Linked DNA regions of Homo sapiens: regions 2, 3, 4 and 5 are each linked to region 1. Evidence: chromatin loops called from intact Hi-C (ENCODE). Cell type or tissue: B cell. All regions are shown on one strand. Region 1 holds the start of ABCF1 (ATP binding cassette subfamily F member 1). Region 2 holds the start of DHX16 (DEAH-box helicase 16). Region 3 overlaps TUBB (tubulin beta class I). Region 4 holds the start of LINC02569 (long intergenic non-protein coding RNA 2569). Region 5 has its middle 5.9 kb from the start of HLA-E.

The links. A loop is a pair of places that touch in the nucleus more often than their neighbours do. Peaks named below come from ENCODE experiments on the same cell type or tissue, not always from the same donor. Only the 100,000 strongest peaks of a DNase experiment are listed, where the experiment ranks them.
Region 2: it touches region 1 in a loop (13-fold over the local background); 5 of 110 quality-filtered maps call a loop at or near these places.
Region 3: it touches region 1 in a loop (11-fold over the local background); 7 of 110 quality-filtered maps call a loop at or near these places.
Region 4: it touches region 1 in a loop (9-fold over the local background); 3 of 110 quality-filtered maps call a loop at or near these places.
Region 5: a loop joins it to region 1, with 9 times the contacts of the local background. A loop is called at or near these places in 3 of 110 quality-filtered maps.

What each region holds. Positions count from the first base shown.
Region 1 is chr6:30,569,014-30,574,013 of GRCh38, forward strand. ABCF1 (ATP binding cassette subfamily F member 1) reads left to right here and starts at 2,429. Exons shown (of 25, transcript NM_001025091.2): 1 at 2,429-2,547. The coding sequence starts at 2,475. RefSeq lists an enhancer at 2,049-2,610. In B cell, no CTCF peak of the experiment used is centred here; a DNase peak (open chromatin) is centred at 2,368; H3K4me3 peaks cover 2,140 bases; H3K27ac peaks cover 2,946 bases.
Region 2 is chr6:30,670,532-30,675,531 of GRCh38, forward strand. DHX16 (DEAH-box helicase 16) reads right to left here and starts at 2,475. Exons shown (of 20, transcript NM_003587.5): 1 at 2,104-2,475; 2 at 505-743; 3 at 259-421. The coding sequence starts at 2,310. RefSeq lists enhancers at 396-994, 2,190-2,786 and a silencer at 4,428-4,567. In B cell, CTCF peaks have their summits at 2,655 (motif pointing left) and 2,856; DNase peaks (open chromatin) are centred at 433 and 2,540; H3K4me3 peaks cover 1,307 bases; H3K27ac peaks cover 1,147 bases.
Region 3 is chr6:30,720,707-30,725,706 of GRCh38, forward strand. It overlaps TUBB (tubulin beta class I), which reads left to right. Exons shown (of 4, transcript NM_178014.4): 2 at 1,831-1,939; 3 at 2,212-2,322; 4 at 2,634-4,716. The coding sequence ends at 3,691. Among named protein-coding and RNA genes, the nearest start is that of TUBB, 2.9 kb to the left of the region's middle. RefSeq lists an enhancer at 1-170. In B cell, CTCF peaks have their summits at 775, 2,083 (motif pointing left) and 2,283; DNase peaks (open chromatin) are centred at 235, 775, 2,065 and 2,536; H3K4me3 peaks cover 2,071 bases; H3K27ac peaks cover 2,883 bases.
Region 4 is chr6:30,514,365-30,519,364 of GRCh38, forward strand. LINC02569 (long intergenic non-protein coding RNA 2569) reads left to right here and starts at 1,902. Exons shown (of 2, transcript NR_149088.1): 1 at 1,902-2,247; 2 at 4,349-5,000. RefSeq lists enhancers at 1-483, 3,586-4,085. In B cell, no CTCF peak of the experiment used is centred here; DNase peaks (open chromatin) are centred at 1,067, 1,187, 1,937 and 2,267; H3K4me3 peaks cover 1,868 bases; H3K27ac peaks cover 2,214 bases.
Region 5 is chr6:30,481,100-30,486,099 of GRCh38, forward strand. It overlaps the pseudogene RANP1. Among named protein-coding and RNA genes, the nearest start is that of HLA-E, 5.9 kb to the right of the region's middle. In B cell, CTCF peaks have their summits at 1,130, 1,331, 2,769 (motif pointing right) and 2,970; DNase peaks (open chromatin) are centred at 202, 1,142 and 2,762; H3K27me3 peaks cover 1,150 bases.

The DNA of each region.
Region 1 (5,000 bases):
CAGCCTCCCAAAGTACTGGCATTACAGGTGTGAGCCACTGCACCTGGCCAGGTCATCCTTTTATTTATTTTATTTTATTTTTTTTTTTTTGAGACGGAGTCTCGCTCTGTCGCCCAACCTGGAGTGCAGTGGCGGGATCTCGGCTCACTGCAAGCTCTGCCTCCTGGGTTCATGCCATTCTCCTACCTCAGCCTCCCCAGTAGCTGGGACTACAGGCGCCCGCCACCTCGCCCAGCTAACTTTTTTGTATTTTTAGTAGAGATGGGGTTTCACCATGTTAGCCAGGATGGTCTCAATCTCCTGACCTCGTGATCCACCCATCTAGGACTTCCAAAGTGCTGGCATTACAGGCATGAGCCACCGCGCCCCAGCCCAGGTCATCCTTTTAAAATGTAGGTTGGATCACATCACTCTGCTCAGAACTCTGCAGTGACTTCCATTTAAATCAACAGAAGAAGCCAAAATCCTTAAGATAATTTAAAAGACCTTTCCCAATCCAGACCCTGCTTTACTTCTCTTTTCACCTTTCCCACAACTCTGGCTCACTCGTGCCACTCCAGCCCCTCTTGCCTCCTTCCTGTTTGTTCCCCATGTATGTCCGAACACTCCTGTCACAGGGCTTTACTCCAGCTGTTTCTTATGCTAGAAAGGCCCTTCTCCTGGAAATCCATGTGGCCAAAACTAATCTTCTTTAATGATTTGCTTGAATTTCACTTTACTGAGGCCTCATTTAAGACTAAAATCTGTCCTCTTGATACTTTTAAACTTGATCCATATTTTCTTTTATCTATAGGATCATCTCCCCTGCTGGAAACCTAATCAGAGATCTTTATTTTATTCAGTAGTATCCCAAGAGCGTAGAAGAGTGCCTGGCACATACTATACACTCAATAAATATATTTGTTGAACAGATGAATGAAAAAATGAGGCAGACTTAGCTGGCTGATGGATTGATTAGGGGAGGAGGAATGGAGAAAGAGGATGATGACCTTTCAGTTTTGGCCCAAATAACTGAATGACCTGTGGTGCAATTTCTTGATGGGGAAGCCTGGAAGAGACAGGCTTTAGGAGTAAGAACAAGAGCTCCATTTTGTACGTATGAGAGAGATTTATTAAAGATCTCAGAGAAGATGTCCCATAAGCAGTTGAATTCATGAGCCTGGAGCTCGGGGCAGAAGTTGGGGGCCAGCAAGAGAAGTTTGGGAATCTTCATTGGTTATAGATGGTATTTAAAGTCAGGAGGTGATAGGTGATAAGTCTAGATTAAGGAGAGTGTCAAAGATTTAGCCCTGAGGCACTTCAACATTTAGACTTCAGGAGAAGCCCATTAGATGCAAAGGAAACCTATAGAGAGTAGTGTCCCTGAAGAAAACAAAGGAGGGAGGGAGCGACCAAGTCTATCAAACATTGATGGGAGAGTGAGTAGGATGGCCCCAGATCTGTTGACTTTGGCAAGTGTGAATTCAGACAATGGTGGCAACAAAAGCATGATTGTAGTGGTTTGAGAGCTGACAGAACTACAGGAGCACCTTGCTCAAGCTCCCATATTAAGTGGTAGAGTTAGAAGTGAACCAAAGTCTTGATTGTGGTGATAGTTTACTGGGTTTATGCAGGTCAAAACTTATTTAAGTGATACTTTGCAGTTTATTTTGGGTGCCATTTTATTTTGTGTACAGTTTATTGTATGTCAATTATATCTCAGTAAAGCTGTTACCAAAAAAAATAAATGAACCGAAGCTCCACTGCACCGTGACTTCTGCATGTTGGGCTCCAGTTCCCTGTTTACAATTGTACACTTCGGGATTTTGTGACACATTTCAACACTGGACCGATCAGACCTCTCCCTTAGCCATTGGTCTGCACTGTCTTTTCTGCCCATGACCCAGTCAGTCTCGCGCCCCATGACCCTCTCCTAAAACACGCGCAGTCTCCTCTCTCTTCCCCTTCCTCTCGTGTCTTCCTTGCCTACCAGCCTCACCTGATGGGCTCGTGTTCTCTCCGTCCCCGATCCACTCGGGCTCCGGCAGCTGCTGCTTGGGCGCCTTCGGCATCGCGGTGGCAGAACTAGAAACGAGTTACAGATAGAAACTAGAATATGCTTTTTAAAAAAACAAAAAACAAAACAAACAAAAAAACAGTATGCCTCAACTCCTTCATACTAGTAGGAAATTATTATGTTCATTCCTTGAGTCTCGCGGCGTCGGGAGGTCACGGCGTCAGGCTTCCCAGACAGTCGTAAACGCCATGTGTTTACGCGACTGGAGCAAGCGGACGCCGGCCCCGCTCCGTCATTGCAGGCCACGCCTCCACTGAACCAGGGCCACGCCCCCGAGATGACGGCGAAGCTCGCACGTGCGCAGCCCGGGGGCGGGGTTGGCCGCGCCAGCTTGGAGAGCCAGCCCCATCGGGGTTCCCCGCCGCCGGAAGCGGAAATAGCACCGGGCGCCGCCACAGTAGCTGTAACTGCCACCGCGATGCCGAAGGCGCCCAAGCAGCAGCCGCCGGAGCCCGAGTGGATCGGGGACGGAGAGAGCACGAGCCCATCAGGTGAGGCTGGTAGGCAAGGAAGAAACGAGCAGAGGGGGAAGAGAGAGGAGACTGCGCGTGTTTTAAGAGAGGGTCATGGGGCACGAGACTGACCGGGCCCCTGCGGGAGTTACTGCGCATGCGTGCCGTGGGCCCGGGAGGAGTTTGCCGGGGAGGAGTGGGTTTGGAATCGGGGTTAAAGGAAAGAGATCCAGATGTCGCACGTGACCTAAGTGAGACTGGGCGAGATAAAAGAAAGAGCATATGGCACCGAGGGAGAGATGGGGAGAAATGGGAAAACCTTGCTTAAAAAATTTGGACATCCGCCCCACCATACACTGTATTCCACCAGGAATATATGAGCCCTGCCTCGACCTCCCCTTCCCCCTGCGCGCGCATACACACACCTTGGGAGCCTGTGATCCCCCTTGTTTCTCAAGAGAGGGTGACTCCTTCATGGTTTCTTTCTTAAGACACCCCTCTCACTCAACTGGAGCAAGAGTGTAGATTTTTGATGTTGGAATGAGGGTTAAGGTTTACTTAAAAAGCAGCGAAAGTTTGTTAAGCGCTTGTTTTTAATTAAGCACTCTATATACTGTGCTTTGAGAGGGGAAGGAAAAAAACATGAAGATATCCTCCCAGGGTTGAAGTCAGTTTTAAGGGGGACATAAATGGACACAACTAACCCCAGTAGGTACACAGTAACTAATTTTAAAAGCACTTATTGGATGCCTACTGTATACCAGGTACTGTGTGGAGGAAGTGGGAATGTAGAGATAAAAGATAAGACTTTCCCTCAAGGGACAACCCAGTATGGTGAAGGGTCAGAGCATTAACCAGACAGACAGTGGTTGTCAGAGTATGATGAAGGTGCTTAAGAATGTTATGGGACTGTAGAAGAGAGGAGGAGCATCTACTCAGACAGGTAAGGGAGTGTCAGCAAAGCCTCCCAAGAATATGTAATAGCTGAGTATTTTTTTTTGAGGCACATTGTAGCTCCATCACCCAGGCTGGAGTGCAGTGGCATGAACATGGCTCACTGCAGCCTCCACCTCCTGGGTTTAAAGGATCTTCCTGCCTCAGTCTCCCAAGTAGTTGAGACTACTGGCATGCACCACCACACCTTATTTTTAAAATTTTTTGTAGACACAAGATCTGGCTATGTTGCCTAGGCTGGTCTCAAACTCCTGGGCTCAAGTAATTCTCCTGCCTCAGCCTCCAAAAGTGCTGGGATTACAGGCGTGAGCCACTACATCTGCTCCCCAGAGTTTATTCTTGAAAGATCATCGTGAATTAGCAAGGGGAAGCGCATTCCAAGCCAAGGAAGTTTGTGGAAGGTAGAGATGTAGGCAAGCCTGACTGGTCCCACTAGAGCCTGGTGACTAGTGTGATGAAGTCAGAAAGATGCTCAGGAGACAGATAATGAAAGGCTTTAGATGCCATTCCGAGGAGTTTAATCCTAAAGACATTAAGAAGGAAGGCCCATTGAAGTGCATAAGGAATGATTATGAACAGTTCACCTGTAGCACTGAGCAATGGAGAATGAATGGCCTTGAACTGGTCAAGATGGAGGCGGGGAGACCATTTAGGGGGCTCTGGCCATGATCTAGGTGAGAAGTGGTAAGGGGATAAGCCAAGGCCTGAAGAATAAAGAGTTACTAAGGAGGCGGCATTGATCGGAACTGAGAACTGATTAAATGAAGGGAGAAGTAAGGTTGACACTTAAGTAACCCAGTGACTAGTAGACTATTAACTGAAAGCAGTAATGGACAGGAGAGTAAGAAGTGGAAAGAGATAAGGTGAACTTCTGAATGCTGAGTTAGGCGTTTCTGAGGATTTCTAAAAGGAAATGGCAAGAAGAGAGTTTGTTTAGTCACTGTGGAGAGACAACTATACTAGGAGTAAAGACACAGGCAAGTAGAGTTGAAGTGCTGGATATGGAAGAGTCCCCTAGAGAGTGTTTGCAGATTGAACCAAAAAGAAGGTTAAAGGTGGGAACCCTAAAGAACTTCAGCAATTGCAGGAAGCAGGTGGGGAAGGAGGCTGAAGAGATGAGACTGAGAAAGGCAAACAGCCAGAGAAACTGGAGGCAAACCAGGAGTGAGCAAGATCCCAGAAATTAAATAATGATAGAAGAGAATAAAAAAGGTGTGGAGGTAGGCAGCATGGAATGCTGCAGAGAAGTCAGGCAAAATAAGGACCAAAAAATACTTTGTGGTTTGAGGAGCTAAGGGTTCAGTGGCAACTTTGGCAGAAGTAGTGTTCATTCGGAGATGATACCAGATTGCAGTATGTTTCAAAGGTATGGGAGAAGAGAAAGTGAAGCTTGTGAATTACGATTTTGAGACCCAATGAGGACAAGAATACGAAACAGTAATGGGGGAGAGGGGTATAAGGGTAAAGAAGGCTTGCTTTCTTGCCTTGAAGGAGCAGCTTAAGCGATATACGAAAGGAGAGAAGACACAGTATATCTC
Region 2 (5,000 bases), 100 kb after region 1:
CTCTAGAATCACAAGGATCATTCAGATGCGCCCTAACACAAAAAATGTCCCCTCTCAGTGAGGAATCTCTCTGATTGCAGGTACAGCAGACAGTTGTCTTAGCCACAGGATGCACAGGGCTTCTCTCACCACAGAGGTGAACATCTCACTAGAGACAGCCCCTTGTCTTCCCAGAGATCACTATCTCTGCACTCACAGCCAACCTCAGATTTCACCCTGGGATCTTGGGGATTTACAGAACATGCTGCTCCTATTCACCTTCTTGTCTGACCGTTCCAGGACATTTCGAGTCCGATCCTTGTCCCGCTGTCGAACCCGCTCAGCAAAGGCATCACGCTCCTCCAGGTCCTGAAGGCGTTCACGCTCTGTCCGTTCCCACTCATCTTCCGACTCTGGCTTCTCTGTCTGCTGTTTACTCCCCCTGCAGCCCATCCAGGGGATTAAATAAGGGCATAGAGAACACTTCAGCCTGCCCCATCCTCTCTCACCCTGCTTCTGACTTACCCTGTTTTCTTCTTCCCTTTCTCAGAAGCCTCTTCCTCCTCTTCTTCCTCACGCTTCTTCCTGAGGTGTTTCCGCTTTTTACGTTTCTTCTGGAGGCTGCTTCCAGCCCTACTCACAGTCTCCTCACTGCTCTCTTCACTGTCTTCCAGTAACCTATAAGATCGGTTCTTCTCCAGCAGGGCCCGGGCCTCTCGCTCTGCTGCCCGAGCTGGCTTTTCTACCACTGCCTTTCGTGGTACCTGTCAGTAGAGGGGAAGATAAGGAGGTCTGAGCAACTCCTGATCTCTGCCCTCCCACTTAGCTCTGTTCCTAATTTAAGCAATTACTTAGTCTTTCCTGCCCCCGCGGCCCGGCCCCACTGTCAGGCAATGGCGTGATCTCGGCTCACTTCAACCTCCGCCTCCCAGGTTCAAGCAATTCTCCTGCCTCAGCCTCCCAAGTAGCTGAGATTACAGGCACATGCCACCACGCCCGACTATTTTTGTATTTTTAGTAGAGATGAGGTTTCACCATGTTGGCCAGGCTGGTCTCAAACTCCTGACCTCATGATCCACTCACCTCAGCCTCCCAAAGTGCTGGGATTACAGGCATGAGCCACCACACCCGGGCACAATTACTTAGTTTTAAACCAGCTAACCAGCATTCATTCTCTTTCTTCCTCATGGCTTCACCCCATCTTCATCATCCTGAATGGGGTTTTTTATTTTTTTTTACAGACAGGGTTTCACTCTGTCCCTCTTGGGCTCAAGGGATCCTCCCACCTCAGGCTCCTAAGTAGCTAGAAACACAGGTGCACACTACCACGCTCAACTAATTTTTAATTTTTTTGTAGGACGAAGGTTTCGCCATGTTGCCCAGGCTGGTCTCGAACTCCTGGGCTCAAGTAATCCTCCTGCCTCAGCCTCCCGGGGTGCTGGGATTACAGGTGTGAGCCACTGCACCCGGCCCCCTCTGTTAATTAAACGACTGAAAGGAAGTTCAGAAGATGAGGGGGGCCGGGCATGGTGGCTCACGCCTGTAATCTCAGCACTCTGAGGGGGCTGAGAGAGGATTGCTTGAGCTGAGGAGTTAGAGACCAGCCTGCGCAACACACCAAGGCCTCATCTCTAAAAATAAAAATAAAAATAAAAGATATTAGCCGGGGGTGGTGGCGCGCGCCCGTAGTCCCAGCTACCGGGGAAGATGAGGTGGGAGGGTCGCTTCAACCAGGGAGGTCGACGCTGTAGTGAGCCGTGATCTTACGACCGCACTCCAGCCTGGGCGACGGGGCGAGCGAGACTGTGTCTCTCAAAAAAAAAAAAAAGAAAGAAAGAAATGCAGAAACTAAGATCCCTACTGAATCGCAATCTGCATTTTAACAAGAACCTTGGATGCATGTTAAGAGTTCGAGAAACACCGTTCTATTGCGCTTAACCCGACACACCTAAGCCCTCCTCAATCTTCTCCACTGAGCTGGGCGTCCAGCAGCTAGCACAGTACCTACGCGACAACGGACAAAGAATAAGTGCTTGTGAACTGAGCTTTCTTAACTTCTCGATGGACCGTTAGGCCAGCCTCACCGGGACAAATCACAGGGCCCCTCCCCACCCCTGCCGACACCTTGTTCCAGAGTCTCAGGGCGAAGTCCCGGGCCGGCCCACTGAGATCCAAGGTATCAGTGTCTCGTAGGCGCTGCACGAACTCCTCGGCAGAGGTGCAGCGCTGTGCGGTACCGATCAGAAACTGGGCGACGTGCCGCTCGCTCAGCCCCAACACCGAGTGCAGCTCGTCCTGAACCCAGCGCTCCAGACCCGCCGGCGTCGCCATGGCGACTCACGCTCCCTGCTCCCGGCCCTGAAGCGTCGGGCAGCCGCGCTCACTGCTGGGCCGGTCAGAGGCCTGGAGCCCTCGGCTGGAGCCTCAGCTTCGCAAGTCAGCTACCTTGGGACCTCTAGGATCTTCCGACATCCCAAAGCTGTCTTCCCGTACCGCGGAGCCCGGAAGGGGCTGTACTTTTTCGGCCTCTAAGCACTACGGTGGCCGAGCGAGTTCAAACCTCGCGGAACCATACCTGAAAACTCGGGGTAATTCTTTTTTCTTCATTTCGCCTCTGTCCAGTTTCTCTGACGCCCCCTGATGGTCAGTCTGTGAGTGCTTCGCTCACGCATTCATTCAACAAGTGAAATTAATTTAATGGATGCCTAATGTGTGCTCATTGCTTTCCGTCCCTGGGATATAGCAGAGGACAAATCAAAAGTTCCTTACCAAATTTACATTTTGCGGTGGGGGAGGGACAGGATACATAATAAAGAAAGTATGGAAATTTTATAGAGCCAAAAACTATACAAAGTAAGGGAGGAATGAAATTCTATTTCAGATTGGAAGATCGGGTCCATGCTCATAAAACATATTAGCATTGTTGGCCGGGCGCGGTGGCTCATGCCTGTAATCCCAGCACTTTGGGAGGCCAAGGCGGGCGGATTATCTGAGGTCAGGAGTTCGAGACCAGCCTGGCCAAGATGGCGAAACCCTGTCTCTACTAAAAATATAAAAATTAGCCTGGCGTGGTGGTGTGCGCCTGTAGTCCCAGCCACTCGGGAGGCTGAGGCAGGAGAATCATTTGAACATGGGAAGCAGAGTTTGCAGTGAGCCGAGATCCCACCACGGCACTCCAGCCTGAGCAACAGAGGAAGTCTCTGTCTCAAACAAACAAAAAAGTGACCGTTGCTAGGACTGGTTTGCCTGCAGCAGGAGTGAAGACAGGTCAGGTATAAGGGAAGACCTCTAGGCAGGAAGAAACTGGGGAACTGGGGAAAGTTGTTAAAGACAAAATCTCCAAACTAAGGAACAGGCAAACTGTGTTCTGCATTTTTGCTTAACAGCTTGAGAAAATCACTGGTGGCTGCTTATTTAAAAGTAAGCAAGGCCAGGTGCAGTGGCTCTTGCTGTAATCCCAGCACTTTGGGAGGCTGAGGCAGGAGGATATCTTGAGACCAGGGGTTTGAGACCAGCCTGGGCAACAGGGTGAGACCCCACCATCTCTACAAAAAATTAGCCAGGTGTGGAGGTGTGCACCTGTAGTCCCAGCTACTCTGGAGACTGAGACAGGAGAATTTTTTTTTTTTTTTTTGGAGACAGAGTCTCGCTCTGTTGCCCAGACTGGAGTGCAATGGCACGATCTCGGCTCACTGCAACTTCCGCCTCCCAGGTTCAAGTGATTCTCCTGCCTCAGCCTCCTGAGTAGCTGGAATTACAAGTGTGACAAGCACATGCCATCACGCCCAGCTAGTTTTTGTATTTTTAATACAGATGGGGTTTTACCATGTTGGTCAGGCTGGTCTCAAACTCCTGACCTCATGATCCGCCCGTCTCGGCCTCCCAAAGTGCTGGGATTACAGGCGTGAGCCACCGCACTGGGCCTGAGACAGGAGAATCTCTTGAGCCCAGGAGCCAGAGGTTGCAGTGAGCCGAGGTCAGGCACTCCAACCTAGGCAACAGACCAAGACTATGCTCAAAAAAAAAAAACAAACAAAACAAAAAGCTGAATTTGTTACTCGATGCTCTGCTGTCTGATTTGTTTGATCCTGCATCATACTTTTGTGATTAATTGCAGTTACCAGGCACTACTGTTAGGAAATGAAACATTGTTCTTATTAATAGCCACAAGTGGATCTACATCACTGACTTTTTTTTTTTTTTTTTTGGAAAGGGAGTCTCGGAGTCTCACTCTGTCGCCCAGGCTGGAATGCAGTGGCGTGATCTTGGCTCACTGCAGCCTCCACCTCCTGGGTTCAAGCAATTCTCCTGCCTCAGCCTCCTGAGTAGGCGGGACTACAGGTGCGTGCCACCACGTCCAGCTAATTTTTTGTATTTTAGTAGAGACGGGGTTTCATCATGTTGCCCAGGCTGGTCTCAAACTCCTCAGATGAGGCAGTCCACCCGCCTTGGCATCCCAAAGTGTTAGGATTACAGGCATGAGCCACCACACCTGGCCTGACCTCTTGAATGCATTGTTTTCTGTTTCTGAGATGGACTGTGAGCACCCCTGGCACCTCGGAGCTTCCTAACTCTGTTTTCCTGGGTCACAACTGGAAACTTTTTAAGACCTTTACCTAACAGGCTACTAATATAATCATTCTGTTTCCTTCCCTACCCAGACCTTCTCTGAACTGGCTGAGTCTTTTGACACCTGGCTTGTTCTCTTGCTAGTAAATTGAAAACCTTTGGCGTATGCTTAAGTTCAATTTGTCTCATATATTTTGTTTTATAGTAAAGGTGTGGGGCCTCCTCTGACCAGTCTGAGAGGAGCAACTTGTAGTGGTAGAAGGACTATAACTATTCAACCATATCTTTGTTAGCCTGGAGAGCTAACAACAAACAAACAAATTTTCCTGATGAGTAAAATATTGATGTTCCACATTTGTATAAGATATTCTTTGAAATGGGAAAATTCCAAATATCAACTACATGGGCACCAAAGCCATGCACTATCAAGATGGTTTTTAAACCTTTTTTTT
Region 3 (5,000 bases), 150 kb after region 1:
TTGTAGCTAGCATTTGCCTTTGGAAAGCTGGGAATCATTTTTCTTGGCAGGCACATTTTGGAGAAACTAGTAAAAGGGCTCTTCGGGTTTGGGGGCGGGAAGACCGAGGACTTATAAGATGTTACTTAAAAGGGCTTCTAACGGTCCGAGAACCGGGCAGGGAGAGAGATGCGGAAACGGTCGCAGACAAAGCGGGGCGAGGTTTTGCCCATGTGCATCCCGCCCAACCCCCCTGCGGGGTACTTAGGGCCAAACCGGAGCGGGAAGGGGTGAGGCCATCGGGCGGCTGCAGAGAGCTCCAGCGCAAGGGTGGGGGGCGATGCGCCAGGGTGGGCTGCGCTGGGCGCTACCTTTCACAAAAGACCAGGGACCCCAACGCGCCCGCGACCCCAGAGGGCCGGTCCTGTATTTGTTCCTGGGTGGAAGGAGAATAAGAACGGGATTAATTTTACTTGCTTTCATGGCCCCTAAGAGAGACTTTTTTAGGGCGTGAACAGATATGTCGAGAAAATGGGGGTGTGTGGTTTTCTTTAATGAGTCCCTCAGGACTTAATGGGAGAGAAAGAATCCTTTAAATCAAGGGGTAGAAATGTAGCGAAGGAATAAAAATTCCGAGGCCAAGGGGGATTTTTTTTTTTTGCGCGCGGTTACAGTGTAGCGGGGGAGGGGCGGGAGGAAGTGCGGCTGCTACGTTGTAGCAGAAGGGCGGGGCCCTGCGGGGCGGGGCCGGGGCGCCGTGGGCGCGCGGGGACAATGCGGCGTTGCCCGCCGGCAGGGGCGCGCTACCTTGGGCCCCGCCCCTCGCGCGCGGAATTTTTGTCCCTGGCCCCGCCCACGCGCGAAGTCTTTTGTCGGCGGCTCGACCTGCGCGTGCGCCGCAGTCACGTGGAGGGCGGGGGGGGTGGTCGACTGCGGCGGCAGCTCTTTCCTCAGACCCCCAGCCTTTTGTGCGCCGCGCGGTGGGGCGGTGCCCAGCTTGGGGGAAGGAGAGCGGCGCTTATCGAAGTGTGGTCGACCTCCATCCGCCCACCGAGCACTTGGGACCCGCTGCACATATCCAGAGCAGGGAAAGCTGTGGCTTTCTCGGGGGAGCGAGTGTCTAGGGGAAGGGTGTGGCAGGCCCACGGGATGCCATGCCCTAGAACAACGGCCTGAGCGCTTGTGGAATTAAAATGGGAGATGTGGGGCCGAGGTGGGCGAATTGGGATCCCTCCAGGTCAGGGGTTCGAGACCATCCTGGGCAACAAAGCGAGACCCTCCCCCATGCCACGTTTCTACAAAAAATAAAAGTAAAAAATTAGCTGGGCGTGGTGGCGCGCGTCTGTGGTCCCAGCTACTCGAGAGGCTGAGATGGGAGGATCGGTTGAGCCTGGGAGTTCCACGCTGTAGTCATCCGTGATTGCACCACTGCACTGCAGGCTGGGCAACAGGAAGACCCTGTCTTAAAAATTAGAAGAAGCTGGGCGCGGTGGCTCACCCTTGTAATCCCAGCACTTTGGGAGGCCAAGGTGGGCGGATCACGAGGTCAAGAGATCTAGACCATCCTGGCCAACATGGTGAAACCCGTCTCTACTAAAAATACAAAAAGTAGCTGGGCGTGTTGGTGCGCGCCTATAGTCCCAGCTACTCCGGGGGCTGAGGCAGGAGAATCGCTTGAACCCGGGAAGCAGAGGTTGCAGTGAGCCGAGATAGCGCCACTGCACTCCAGCCTGGTGACAGAGCGAGACTCCGTCTCAAAAAAAATTAAGAAAAAGATGAAATAAAATGGTAGTTGGGGACATAGTTGGCTGGGACTTGACCTGTTGTGGTCTCGTTGCTCCCCCTCGGCAGTTCTGGGAGGTGATCAGTGATGAACATGGCATCGACCCCACCGGCACCTACCACGGGGACAGCGACCTGCAGCTGGACCGCATCTCTGTGTACTACAATGAAGCCACAGGTAAGGGCAGGAGCCCGGGCAGCTCAGGTTCCCTTCCCTGTCTCCCACTTATCTGGGATCTCTTTCCATTTCTGGGCACGCCTTATCCCCTTTGGGTGAATCTGTCATTTTGTCCCTTTCGTGAACCACCGTCGGGGCCAAAGACGTCTGCTGCCACCTGGTGGCGGGACCTGGAATGACAAGTCTCTGATCCCTGCTGTCTCCCATTTCCAGTATATCTATAAACCTTCCCTTCTGCCAGATTTCACAGCTCTTAACTTTATTCTCTGTAGGTGGCAAATATGTTCCTCGTGCCATCCTGGTGGATCTAGAACCTGGGACCATGGACTCTGTTCGCTCAGGTCCTTTTGGCCAGATCTTTAGACCAGACAACTTTGTATTTGGTGAGTTATACAGATGATATTAGCAGATGATATACCATCGTGTTCAACTTATTTGGGTGCAAGGACACAGCAAAAGTTAGGAGATGATTGTTGTATTGGAGTGCTAATACAGAAATGTGTTCTGAAATCTAACGGAGGGTAGAGGTAGTGCCTACTATTGCTGGTAAATTATGGGGCAGTAGGGGGAGAATATATCACAGTGAAGGAGAAAGAAGATACATCCGAGGGAATTATTTGAAAAGTTGAAAGATGGAAACATCATGTATCTTCCATACCCTGTTAATTGAGCTTTTCTCCTGACTGCATTCCAGGTCAGTCTGGGGCAGGTAACAACTGGGCCAAAGGCCACTACACAGAGGGCGCCGAGCTGGTTGATTCTGTCCTGGATGTGGTACGGAAGGAGGCAGAGAGCTGTGACTGCCTGCAGGGCTTCCAGCTGACCCACTCACTGGGCGGGGGCACAGGCTCTGGAATGGGCACTCTCCTTATCAGCAAGATCCGAGAAGAATACCCTGATCGCATCATGAATACCTTCAGTGTGGTGCCTTCACCCAAAGTGTCTGACACCGTGGTCGAGCCCTACAATGCCACCCTCTCCGTCCATCAGTTGGTAGAGAATACTGATGAGACCTATTGCATTGACAACGAGGCCCTCTATGATATCTGCTTCCGCACTCTGAAGCTGACCACACCAACCTACGGGGATCTGAACCACCTTGTCTCAGCCACCATGAGTGGTGTCACCACCTGCCTCCGTTTCCCTGGCCAGCTCAATGCTGACCTCCGCAAGTTGGCAGTCAACATGGTCCCCTTCCCACGTCTCCATTTCTTTATGCCTGGCTTTGCCCCTCTCACCAGCCGTGGAAGCCAGCAGTATCGAGCTCTCACAGTGCCGGAACTCACCCAGCAGGTCTTCGATGCCAAGAACATGATGGCTGCCTGTGACCCCCGCCACGGCCGATACCTCACCGTGGCTGCTGTCTTCCGTGGTCGGATGTCCATGAAGGAGGTCGATGAGCAGATGCTTAACGTGCAGAACAAGAACAGCAGCTACTTTGTGGAATGGATCCCCAACAATGTCAAGACAGCCGTCTGTGACATCCCACCTCGTGGCCTCAAGATGGCAGTCACCTTCATTGGCAATAGCACAGCCATCCAGGAGCTCTTCAAGCGCATCTCGGAGCAGTTCACTGCCATGTTCCGCCGGAAGGCCTTCCTCCACTGGTACACAGGCGAGGGCATGGACGAGATGGAGTTCACCGAGGCTGAGAGCAACATGAACGACCTCGTCTCTGAGTATCAGCAGTACCAGGATGCCACCGCAGAAGAGGAGGAGGATTTCGGTGAGGAGGCCGAAGAGGAGGCCTAAGGCAGAGCCCCCATCACCTCAGGCTTCTCAGTTCCCTTAGCCGTCTTACTCAACTGCCCCTTTCCTCTCCCTCAGAATTTGTGTTTGCTGCCTCTATCTTGTTTTTTGTTTTTTCTTCTGGGGGGGGTCTAGAACAGTGCCTGGCACATAGTAGGCGCTCAATAAATACTTGTTTGTTGAATGTCTCCTCTCTCTTTCCACTCTGGGAAACCTAGGTTTCTGCCATTCTGGGTGACCCTGTATTTCTTTCTGGTGCCCATTCCATTTGTCCAGTTAATACTTCCTCTTAAAAATCTCCAAGAAGCTGGGTCTCCAGATCCCATTTAGAACCAACCAGGTGCTGAAAACACATGTAGATAATGGCCATCATCCTAAGCCCAAAGTAGAAAATGGTAGAAGGTAGTGGGTAGAAGTCACTATATAAGGAAGGGGATGGGATTTTCCATTCTAAAAGTTTTGGAGAGGGAAATCCAGGCTATTAAAGTCACTAAATTTCTAAGTATGTCCATTTCCCATCTCAGCTTCAAGGGAGGTGTCAGCAGTATTATCTCCACTTTCAATCTCCCTCCAAGCTCTACTCTGGAGGAGTCTGTCCCACTCTGTCAAGTGGAATCCTTCCCTTTCCAACTCTACCTCCCTCACTCAGCTCCTTTCCCCTGATCAGAGAAAGGGATCAAGGGGGTTGGGAGGGGGGAAAGAGACCAGCCTTGGTCCCTAAGCCTCCAGAAACGTCTTCTTAATCCCCACCTTTTCTTACTCCCAAAAAAGAATGAACACCCCTGACTCTGGAGTGGTGTATACTGCCACATCAGTGTTTGAGTCAGTCCCCAGAGGAGAGGGGAACCCTCCTCCATCTTTTTTGCAACATCTCATTTCTTCCTTTTGCTGTTGCTTCCCCCCTCACACACTTGGTTTTGTTCTATCCTACATTTGAGATTTCTATTTTATGTTGAACTTGCTGCTTTTTTTCATATTGAAAAGATGACATCGCCCCAAGAGCCAAAAATAAATGGGAATTGAAAAAAGCTGCGAGATGTGTGCTTATTTAGGGAAACACGGCTGGCTGATGGAGGCATGGGGCCTGAGTTCAGTTGCACTGCTCTCCTTAAATTGACACTTAATATTGAGTCCCTGTCCTACGGATTCAACCAACTGGATATTGGGAAAAGAGTTGTACTGGACATGTATAGACTTCTCATTATTCCCTAAACAATAATAGTATAAATTATTTACATAATATTTGCATTAGATTAGGTATTACAAGTAACGTAGAGATGATTTGAAGTACACAGGTTATATGCAAGTACTA
Region 4 (5,000 bases), 55 kb before region 1:
GGGAACTGCTGAGAGCAAACCTACGTCTCATTCTATTCGGTCACTCCTCTGCTTACTGAGATAAATGCTATCTGATTGCCTCCTTTGGAGAGGCTAATCAGAAACTCAAAAGAGGCCGGGCACAGTGGCTCACACCTGTAATCCTAGCACTTTGGGAGGCCGAGGCGGATGGATCACCCGAGGCCAGGAGTTCGAGACCAGCCTGGCCAACATGGTGAAACCCCGTCTCTACTAAAAATACAAAAATTAGCTCAGCGTGGTGGCACATGCCTGTAATCCCAGCTATTCGGGAGGCTGAGGAATGAGAATCGCTTGAACCTGGGAGGTGGAGGTTGCAACAAGCCAAGATCGCACCACTGCACTCCAGCCTGTGCAACAGGAGCGAGCCTCCATCTCAAAAAAAAAGAAACTCAAAAGAAAGTAACCATTTGTCTCTTATCTACCTATGACCTGGAAGCCCCCTCGCCACTTGGAGTTGTCCCACCATTGCTTCAAGTTGTCCCGCCTTTCCAGACCGAACCAATGTTAATCTTACATATGTTGATTGATGTCTCATGTCTCCCTAAAATGTATAAAACCAAGCTGTGCCCTGACCAACTTGGGCACATGTCATCAGGACTTCCTAAGGCTGTGTCACCGACACACATCCTCAACCCTGACAACATAAACTTTCTAAATTAACTGAGACCTGTCTCAGATATTCAGGGTTCACACTCCCCTGGACCCCCTGACTTTCTTCAGGGCACTGGCCACTTTCTTGTCTGTCTTTGGACACTCTCCTCTAGAAGTCTTTGAAATTCTTGAGGCAGGAAGGACCAATTCCCAGCCCTGAATCTTGCATAAAGTGGGTCCTTTTTAAATGGAAATACGGCTACTCCTCAAAGGAAGGCTAGGAATTTTGCTCTGTGTGACCCTAGTCGTAGTTCTTCACAGAGGGCTCCATTTCACTTGCCTTTCCTTCTGCTTTTTTCTTCACTCGTTTCCCCACAGAGCAAGACAAAAGAAGCCGGCAAGGATGGCTCTGGTCAGGGTCTGCCTTCAGCCACCCAAATGGGATTGCAAAGAGGAGGACAGGGATGGAAAGGGGAAAGTTTGATTTGGTTTGGTTTGCTTAGTCTTTCTATTGGTACCACTTCCTTATCCCAACCTCATCATCTTCCCCGATCCCTACCAACCCACTGCAGGCATATGAGCCCTAAAATCTGGGAAAGGCTTTTTTCCCTAGGGGCCCTGGCCTCACAGACTTGCCCAGGGGGGTAAATTCTCAGTGGCTCAGTGGCACGTGCCTCACGTCCTCACCGGCAGCCTAGATAGATAGATAGATAGATAGATAGATAGATAGATAGATAGATGATAGATAGATATATAGTTTTTTTTTTTTTTTTTTTTTTGAGACGGAGTTTCGCTCTTGCCGCTGCCCAGGCTATAGTGCAATGGCGCCATCTCGGCTCACCGCAACTTCCGCCTCCCAGGTTCAAGCGATTCTCCTGCCTCAGCCTCCCGAGTAGCTTGTATTACAGGCATGCGCCACCACACCCGGCTAATTTTGTATTTTTAGTAGAGAGGGGGTTTCTCCATGTTGTTCAGGCTGGTCTCGAACTCCCAACCTCAGGTGATCCGCCTGTCTTGGCCTCTCAAGTGCTGGGATTACAGGGGTGAGCCACCGCGCCCAGCCGGGAGCCCCTATTTTAAGGACGCTATTGCTGTGGAGGAGTAACCCCACTTTTAGGAATCCTTTTCCGTGCGAAAGGCTGTTTGAGATCAGGCGCAACAACTTCTCCCGCTCAGGTTACCCTCAGAAAGGCTATGGACCCCGGACTCCGCCCCAGATTGCATAACAACTGAGGGGTGGGTCCCTATTTCCTCTCTGGGATCTGTAGCCAATCATTCACGAGGTAAACAGAACGACCGAGTTTCTCTCAGCCGAGAACTGTGGCTGCCCCTCCGGTGAAAACAGAGGAAGTGGGAGCGGCAGGAAGCGCTTTGGGACCAGGGCGACCCCTGAAGCGTAGAGGAACCAGGTCACAAGCATACGTGAATGCTCACATTCCATAGTTATCAAATGTATTCAGGTTTAAATTTTACTTTTCTAGAAAAAATGTAAATAATCCGTTGAGAATATTTAATGAAAAATGTTGGTCGTATCTTTATCTGGTCTGCGGCTCTGTCCCTGTTTCCTGGATAGGAGACTACGTCTGTATCTTGTATCACAGGAGGCACCTTCTTCCTGTTTCCTGGCACAGACTTGTAAGTGAATTTCCTGCCCGCCTCCGCCCACAGCGTAAGCCGCGCTGGAACAGCTCACTTATTGCCCCAGATGTATGTGGAGTAACCGCCTTCAGTTTCCTGGTTCTGAGTTTCCGTGTTACTCAAGCAATGCTTCTGCTGAATTTGTCTTTTTTTTTTTTTTGAGACAGAGTCTTGCTTTGTCGCCCAGACTGGAGTGAAATGGCGTGGTCTCGGCTCACTGCAGCCTCCACCTCCTGGGTTCAAGCGAGTCTCCTGCCTCAGCCTCCTGAGTGTGCAACTTATCTTTTTATTTTATTTATTTATAATTTTTTGGCTAATTTTGGCTATTTTGTGTCTGTGTGTGTATTTTTAGTAGACATGGGGTTTCACCATGTTGGGCAGGCTGGTCTCGAACTCCTGACCTCAGGTGATCCGCCCACCTCGGCCTCCCAAAGTGCTGGAATTACAGGCGTGAGCCACCGCACCTGGCCTATTTATTTATTTATTTATTTGTGACTGAGTCTCGCTCTGTCACCCAAGCTGGAATGCAATGGCGTGATCTCGGCTCACTGCTACCTCCACGCCCCAAGTTTAAACAATTCTCCTGCCTCAGCCTCCCGAGTAGCTGGGACTACAGGTGTGCACCACCACATCCAGCTAATTTTTTGTATTTTTAGTAGAGATGGGGTTTCACCATGTTGGTCAGGCTGGTCTCGAACTCCTGACCTCAAGCGATCCACCCACCTTGGCCTCCCAAAGTGTTGGGATACAGGCGTGAGCCACTGCACCTGGTTGAATTTCTCCTTTTAATTGGAGGTTTCATTTTATTTTTCTTTATTTATTTTTTTGAGACGAAGTTGCACTCTTGTTGCCCAGGCTAGAGTGCAGTGGCGCGATCTGGGTTCACTGCAACCTCTGCCTCCCAGATGCAAGTGATTCTCCTGCCTCAGCCTCCTGAGTAGCTGGGAATACAAGCACCCACCACCATGCCCAGTTAATTTTTGTACTTTTAGTAGAGACAAGGTTTTGCCATGTTGGCCAGGGTGGTCTCAAACTCCTGAGCTCGTGATCTGCCCACCTCAGCCTCCCAAAGTGCTGGGATTACAGGCGTGAGCCACCGTGCCTGGTCTCGTTCTTTATTTTTTATTTTATTTTTTGACACCAGATCTGCTCTGTTACTCAGGCTAGAGTGCAGTGGCATTGAGAGGTGACAACCTGCTAGCAGCCCTTGCTTGCTCTTGGCGCCTCCTCGGCCTCGGTGTCTGCTCTGGCCGGGCTCGAGGAGCCCTTCAGCCCACTGCTGTGCTGTGGGGGCCCCTCTCTGGGGCTGGCTGAGGCCGGAGCCGTCTCCCTCTGCTTGGGGGGAGGTGTGGAGGGAGAGACGCCAGTGGGAACAGGGGCTGCGCGTGGTGCTCCCGGGCCAGTGGTGTTCCGGGTGGGTGCGGGCTAGGCAGGCCCTGCACTGGGGGCAAGGTTGGCGTCGCCTGCTGGGCTTGATGGGGGGGTGGGGGAGGAGCGCCCTCTGGGCTGCCGGAGTGCCCCACTAGGCGCGGCAAAGTCCCGGGAGTGCCATTGAGAGGTGAAGCCAGCTGGGCTTCTGGGTCTGGTGGGGACTTGGAGAACTTTTGTGTCTAGCTAAAGGATTGTAAATGCACCAATCAGCACTCTGTGTCTAGCTAAAGGATTGTAAACACACCAATCAGCACTCTGTGTCTAGGTAAAGGATTGTAAACGCACCAATCAGCACTCTGTGTCTAGCTAAAAGTTTGTAAATGCACCAATCACCACTCTGTGTCTAGCTAATCTGGTGGGGATTTAGAGAACTTTTGTGTCTAGCTAAAGGATTGTAAACTCACCAATCAGCACTCTGTGTCTAGCTAAAGGATTGTAAACACACCAATAAGCACTCTGTCAAAACGGACCAATCAGCTTTCTGTAAAATGAACCAATCAGCTCTCCGTAAAATGGACCAATCAGCTCTCTGTAAAATAGAACAATCAGCAGGATGTGGGTGGGGCCGGATGGGGGAATAAAAGCAGGCCACCCAAGCCAGCGGCGGCAACGTGCTCGGGTCCTCTTCCACACCGTAAAAGCTGCTTTGTTCTTTTGCTTTTTGCAGTAAATCTTAGTGCTCCTCACTCTTTGCGTCTACGCTGCTTTTATGAACTGTTAACACTCACTGTGAAGGTCTGCAGCTTCACTCCTTAAGCCAGCGAGACCACAAACCCACTGGGAGGGATAAACAACTCCAGACGGGAGGAACAAACAACTTCGGGTGCACCACCTTTATGAACTGTAGCACTCACTGTGAAGGTCTGCAGCTTCACTCCTGAGGCCAGCAAGACCACGAACCCACCAGAAGGAACGAACAACTCCAGATATGCCACCTTTAAGGGCTATAACACTCACCGCGGAAGTCTGCAGCTTCACTCCTGAAGTCAGTGAGACCATGAACCCACCAGAAGGAAGAAACTCTGGACACATCTGAACATCTGAAGGAACAAACTCTGGACACACCATCTTTAAGAACTGTAACACTCACCGCGAGGGTACACGGCTTCATTCTTGAAGTCAGCGAGACTAAGAACCCAACAATTCCGGACACAGCATGATCTTGGTTCACTACAACCTGGATCTCCCAGAGTCAAGCAATCCTCTCGTCTCAGTCTCCCAAGTAGCTGGAACTACAGGTGTGTGCCACCATGCCCCACTAATTTTTGTATTTATTGTAGAGACGGTTTCAGCATGTTGCCCAGGCTGGTCTCCAACTC
Region 5 (5,000 bases), 88 kb before region 1:
CTGACGAAAAGTAGATGCTCAACCAACAGTTAGGGGCTGAATAAATCTAGAGACCAGAACCTCTTAAAGTTGAGTCTGGGGCTGACAGGTCGGTATTTTCCCAATATATGATTTTTGAGGTCCACAGGGGAGCGGTGGGGAGAGGCTTACCCAGGGTGGTGAGCGCAGCCTCAGTGGCAGAAATCCCCGTGCGCCCCCTCCTGCCGCAGAGGAAGACAGACCCCTACGGAGCCTCCAGGGCGCAGTCTCCAGGGCGGAGTCCCGGGGCGCTTCGGGCAGGGAGTCTGGGCCAAAGCGCCAAAATCCGCCGCTGTCGCTCAGCTGCAGCACGTTTCGCGCTGGGGAGCCTCTCCTGGTGGGCGACCGTCATGGACAATCGACAAGACCAGAAATTAGATTTGAGTCCAGAATCAAGGACCTTTAAGCAGGGATTGGAGATGGCAGGGGGCCAGGATTAAGGGATATAGACAGCAGGTCCTGTCTGCTTAGGTTGCAAATGGGAAGAAGAGGCCGGATGCCAGGGTCCTGGACTCTCAGGGTTCGGGTGGGGCCAGAATCCTGGACTCTCAAGGCTGGGGAGGGGCCGCCCTCCAGGATCCAATAGGGTATAGGTTCAGATGCCTGGGTCCTGGAGGTCCGGGTAGTGGCGGAGGAACCGCCCTCGGGTTCCCGATGGATTGGGGACAAATGCTCAGCCCAGTCTGATTCCAGAAATCCTTGTAACCCAATATAGTCTCCAGCTCCGATGCCATGTCCTTCCCGGGTCCCAACGTGCTGGGGCTGGAGACTCATCTAGGGGATTCCGGGGAGGAGGGATCTTCCTCTCTGGAAGCAGCAGAACAAATTTCAGGGACTCAGGAGTCCAAGGCCTCATTCCAAAAACACTGAGAGGCTGCGTACTGGGAGCACAGTATGTCTGTGGGGTCCACCCAGACCTGGGAACCAGGTCTTAGGGCCTGCAGACCTCCCTCTGCCTTGAGGTCAGAGTCCACTGCCACTAACTGGGAGGAAACACCTGTCGCGGGACGGGGTCGCCCGCATGTGCACAGAGCCCTGTTCTGCCGAGATCCGAAGGGGAACCTGGGGAGGTCCCAGATGGGGAAGGGACAGGAGAGCTGGGTGTCTCTCCTCAGTCCTTCGGCCACACGGGGCCGCTGCCGCTCTACGCTTGGGTTCTGATGAGCTGCTCTGGAGAGGACGGGGCGGTGGTCTGAGTAAGACACAGATTGTTGATCCAGAAAGGATGTATCAATGAGGTGGGGCTGGGGTTGTCCAGGGGGTGGAAAGGCCTTCTGAGAAGCCCTGGACTGCGCGGGGTTCCGGCTCTGCGGAACAGAGGAGGGCTCTGGAGCTGCCTGTCTCTGAGGTTTCCAACTCCTCCTTGCAAACCCTCCCTCCAGCCTTTTCATGGCAACACTCCAGGAAAATGGAAAGTTGATCATTTTTTTCTTCCACTCCTTAATCCTTTCCTGACTGCTACTTTTAGATAATTTTATTTTAGAAGAGTTTTAAATTTACATAAAAGTTGCAATGGTAGTACAGAGTTGCCATCCGCTCCACAGTCAGTTTCCCCTGATGTTAACATCTCTCATTACTATGGTCCATTTGTCACAGCTAATGAAGCCATTTTCATACCTTATTATTACTAAACTGCAGACTTTATTTGGAGTTCATTAGCGTTCCCCTAATGTCCTTTCTGTGTTTCAGGATTCCATGGAGAATATCACACTACATTTAGTCTCTGTCGTGCCTCCACGGCATCCTCTGGTCTGTGACAATTCCTGAGATTTTCCTAATTTTTGATGCCTTTCACAATATCGGGAAGTACTGACCAGATATATTGTAAAATATCCCTCAAACTGAATTTAGTTGGGGTGTAGATCATGGTTAGACTATGGTTATGGATGTTTAGATGAGGTGAAGTGCTGTTCTCCAAACACATTATCAAGATTATATCAATTTGATGTACCACTGTTGATGTTGAAGTTGACCATCCATATTTTTACTTCCTGTAGCTGCCACAAAAATGCCCTCAAAGTTGGCAACTTACAACAACAGAAAATTATTCTTTCACAGTTCTGGAGGCCCAGGGCATTGGTCAGCGTTCTTTGGCTTGTAGCCCCATTGCTCCAGTCTCTGCCTCCTTCTTCACATTGCCTTCTCCTCTTCTGACTCTCTCTTCTGTGTACCTGTTAGGAAGACACTTTTCATTGGATTTAGGGCCCACCTAGGTCATCCAGGAGGATCTCCTCATTTCAATATCCTCAGCTTAATTACATCTGCAAAGACCCTTTTTTTCCAAACAACTTGAAATTCACAGCTTCTGGGGACTAGGACAGAAACATATCTTTGTGGGGACAACCATTCAACCCACTACATCTGGCTAAGCTAATATTTCCCAGAGTGGCAATCCACCAGTGCACCCCAGGTTACAATCCTCATTCTAATTCCCAAATAAACTCAACATATTTGGACATTTCTTTAATGTCTTTTTTTTTTTAGGTTGAAAAATCTGGTATCAGAAGTGATCCTGAAGAAAGATTACCTTTGGAAGAGACTTATGCTGAGTTCATTGCTTGATTTCTTGCCTCTGTTTCTGAACATCTTTTGAGAGCAAAATTTACTTTCTAAAAAGATGGGTATGTGTCGACCCTTTAAAAGCTGTTTGGGCTATTGTCGCCATTCAATGAGAAACTTCAGTCTCCCCAAAGAGAAATTATCTGTTGTCAGGATAAACTGGTACATGAATAAACAAAATTGCCATTAGGGGTCGCACCAGTCTCAAGAAAAATCTGGAGAAAATGGTCACAGGATGGACAATTAGATCACAGGCTGCCCACTAAGTAAAAACAAAAATCCTATACTAGGCACACTATTAAAAAACAAATCGCTCCAGCCTCTACCATTTCCTCACAGGGATTATGGAATTTTTCTTTTGCTGTCGAGAAATTAATAAGAGGCAGAACAGGATGCCAAAATTCCAAAGCATCCAATATAGGCCGTCTTCTGGGACTCCTGTCAGCTATATGGTCAAAATTTATGGTCGGTGGCTCATGCCTATAATCCCAGCACCTTGGGAGACCAAGGTGGAAGGATCACTTGAGCTCATGAGTTTGAAACCATCCTGGGCAACATAGCAAGAGCTCATCTCTATTTTTAAAAATTAAAATAAATAAGGAAAGAAAAAAAAATTAAGGTCCTCTCCTGTGTACGTTTTGAAATCAATGGGTAGAGTACGCCAAAGTTAATTTGGATCTTCAATGGCCATCCTTGGGGCCTTTTGAGTTCCCCAAACTTGTCTTCCTTAAAACAAAACTAGAAGACCATGGTCCTAAAATTAAACAATGTGAATGGGAGGCTTAGTTTACTTGGTACTTCAAAGTTTCATAATGCATTCGGGATTCAAACATTGCCTCCCTCTAAGATTCTATCACAAAATTAACTGAGACCAGCAAACAGTTAAGGAAGGACAACAAGGCTTTAGGGCCCCAGATTCTTTCCTCTCCAGAGGAGAGATTTCCTGTTCTCTTTCCTCTGTTCTTCTGTATCCACCTTTGGCTGAATTACCTTTCCCTCCAATTCCTCAGCTTCCACTACCCTTGAACCTGGACTGTTAAAACTTATCCCCTTAATGGCCGGGCACCATAGCTCACGCCTGTAATCCCAGCACTTTGGGAGGCTGAGGCAGGCAGATCACGAGGTCAGGAGATCGAGACCATCCTGGCTAACACGATGAAACCCCGTCTTTACTAAAAATACAAAAAATTAGCCGGGCGTGGTGGCAGGTGCCTGTGGTCCCAGCTACTCAGGAGGCTGAGGCAGGAGAATGGCGTCAACCAGGAGGTGGAGGTGGCAGTGAGCCGAGATCACGCCACTGCACTCCAGCCTGGGTGACAGAGCGAGACTCCGTCTCAAAAAAAAAAAAAAAGAAAAGAAAAGAAAAGAAAAAAGAAGAAGATACTTGAACAAGCATATTGATAGCAGCACAATTGGTGATTGCAAAAATATGGAACCAGCCCAAATGCCCATCAATCAATGAATGGATAAAGAAAATGTAATTTTATATATATCTATATCTATATATATCTATATCTATATATAGATATATAGATATATAATGGAATACTACACAGTCATAAAAAGAAAGGAAATAATGGCATTCAAAGCAACCTGGATGGAGCTGGAGACCATTATTCTGAGTGAATTAACTCCGGAATGGAAAACCAAGCATTGTATGTTCTCACTTATAAATGGGAGCTAAGCTATGAGAACACAAAGGCTTAAGAATGATACAATGGACTTTGGGAACTGGCGGGGGAAGGGTGGGAGGGAGCTGAGGGATACAAGACTACACATTGTGTACAGTGTACACTAATCAGGTGCTGGATGCGCCAAAATCTTGGAAATCACCACTAAAGAACTTATCCATGTAAACAAACACCACCTGTTCCCCCAAAACTATTGAAATTTAAAAATGTTTTAAATAAATAAAATTTAAAAGGATTAAAAATGGATTATTTGCTTTCAAAAAAAAAGAAATCACCACTTGCACAGTTTTTATGTAATGTGAAATATGAATATCCACAATTACATGAAAAGCTGTTAAAAATAATCCTCCCAGTCCGGGCATGGTAGCTCACACATGTTGTTCCAGCTACTGGGAAGGCTGAGGTGAGAGAATCCCTTGAGCCCAGGAGTTCTAGGCTGCAGTGAGCTATTATGGTGCCACTGCACTCCAGCCTGGGTGACAGAGCGAGACCCTGTCTCTAAACAACAGCAATAATAATCCTTCCTTCCTGAGTCAGACGGGCATGGAGACGCTTCTGGAAGGAACACCGCAATGGCTGCGCAGGGACAGCCCCAGGTCCAGTTCAAACTTGTATTGGTTGGTGATGGTGGTACTGGAAAAACGACTTTCGTGAAACATCATTTGACTGGTGAATTTGAGAAGAAGTATGTAGCCACCTTGGGTGTTGAGGTTCATCCCCTAGTGTTCCATA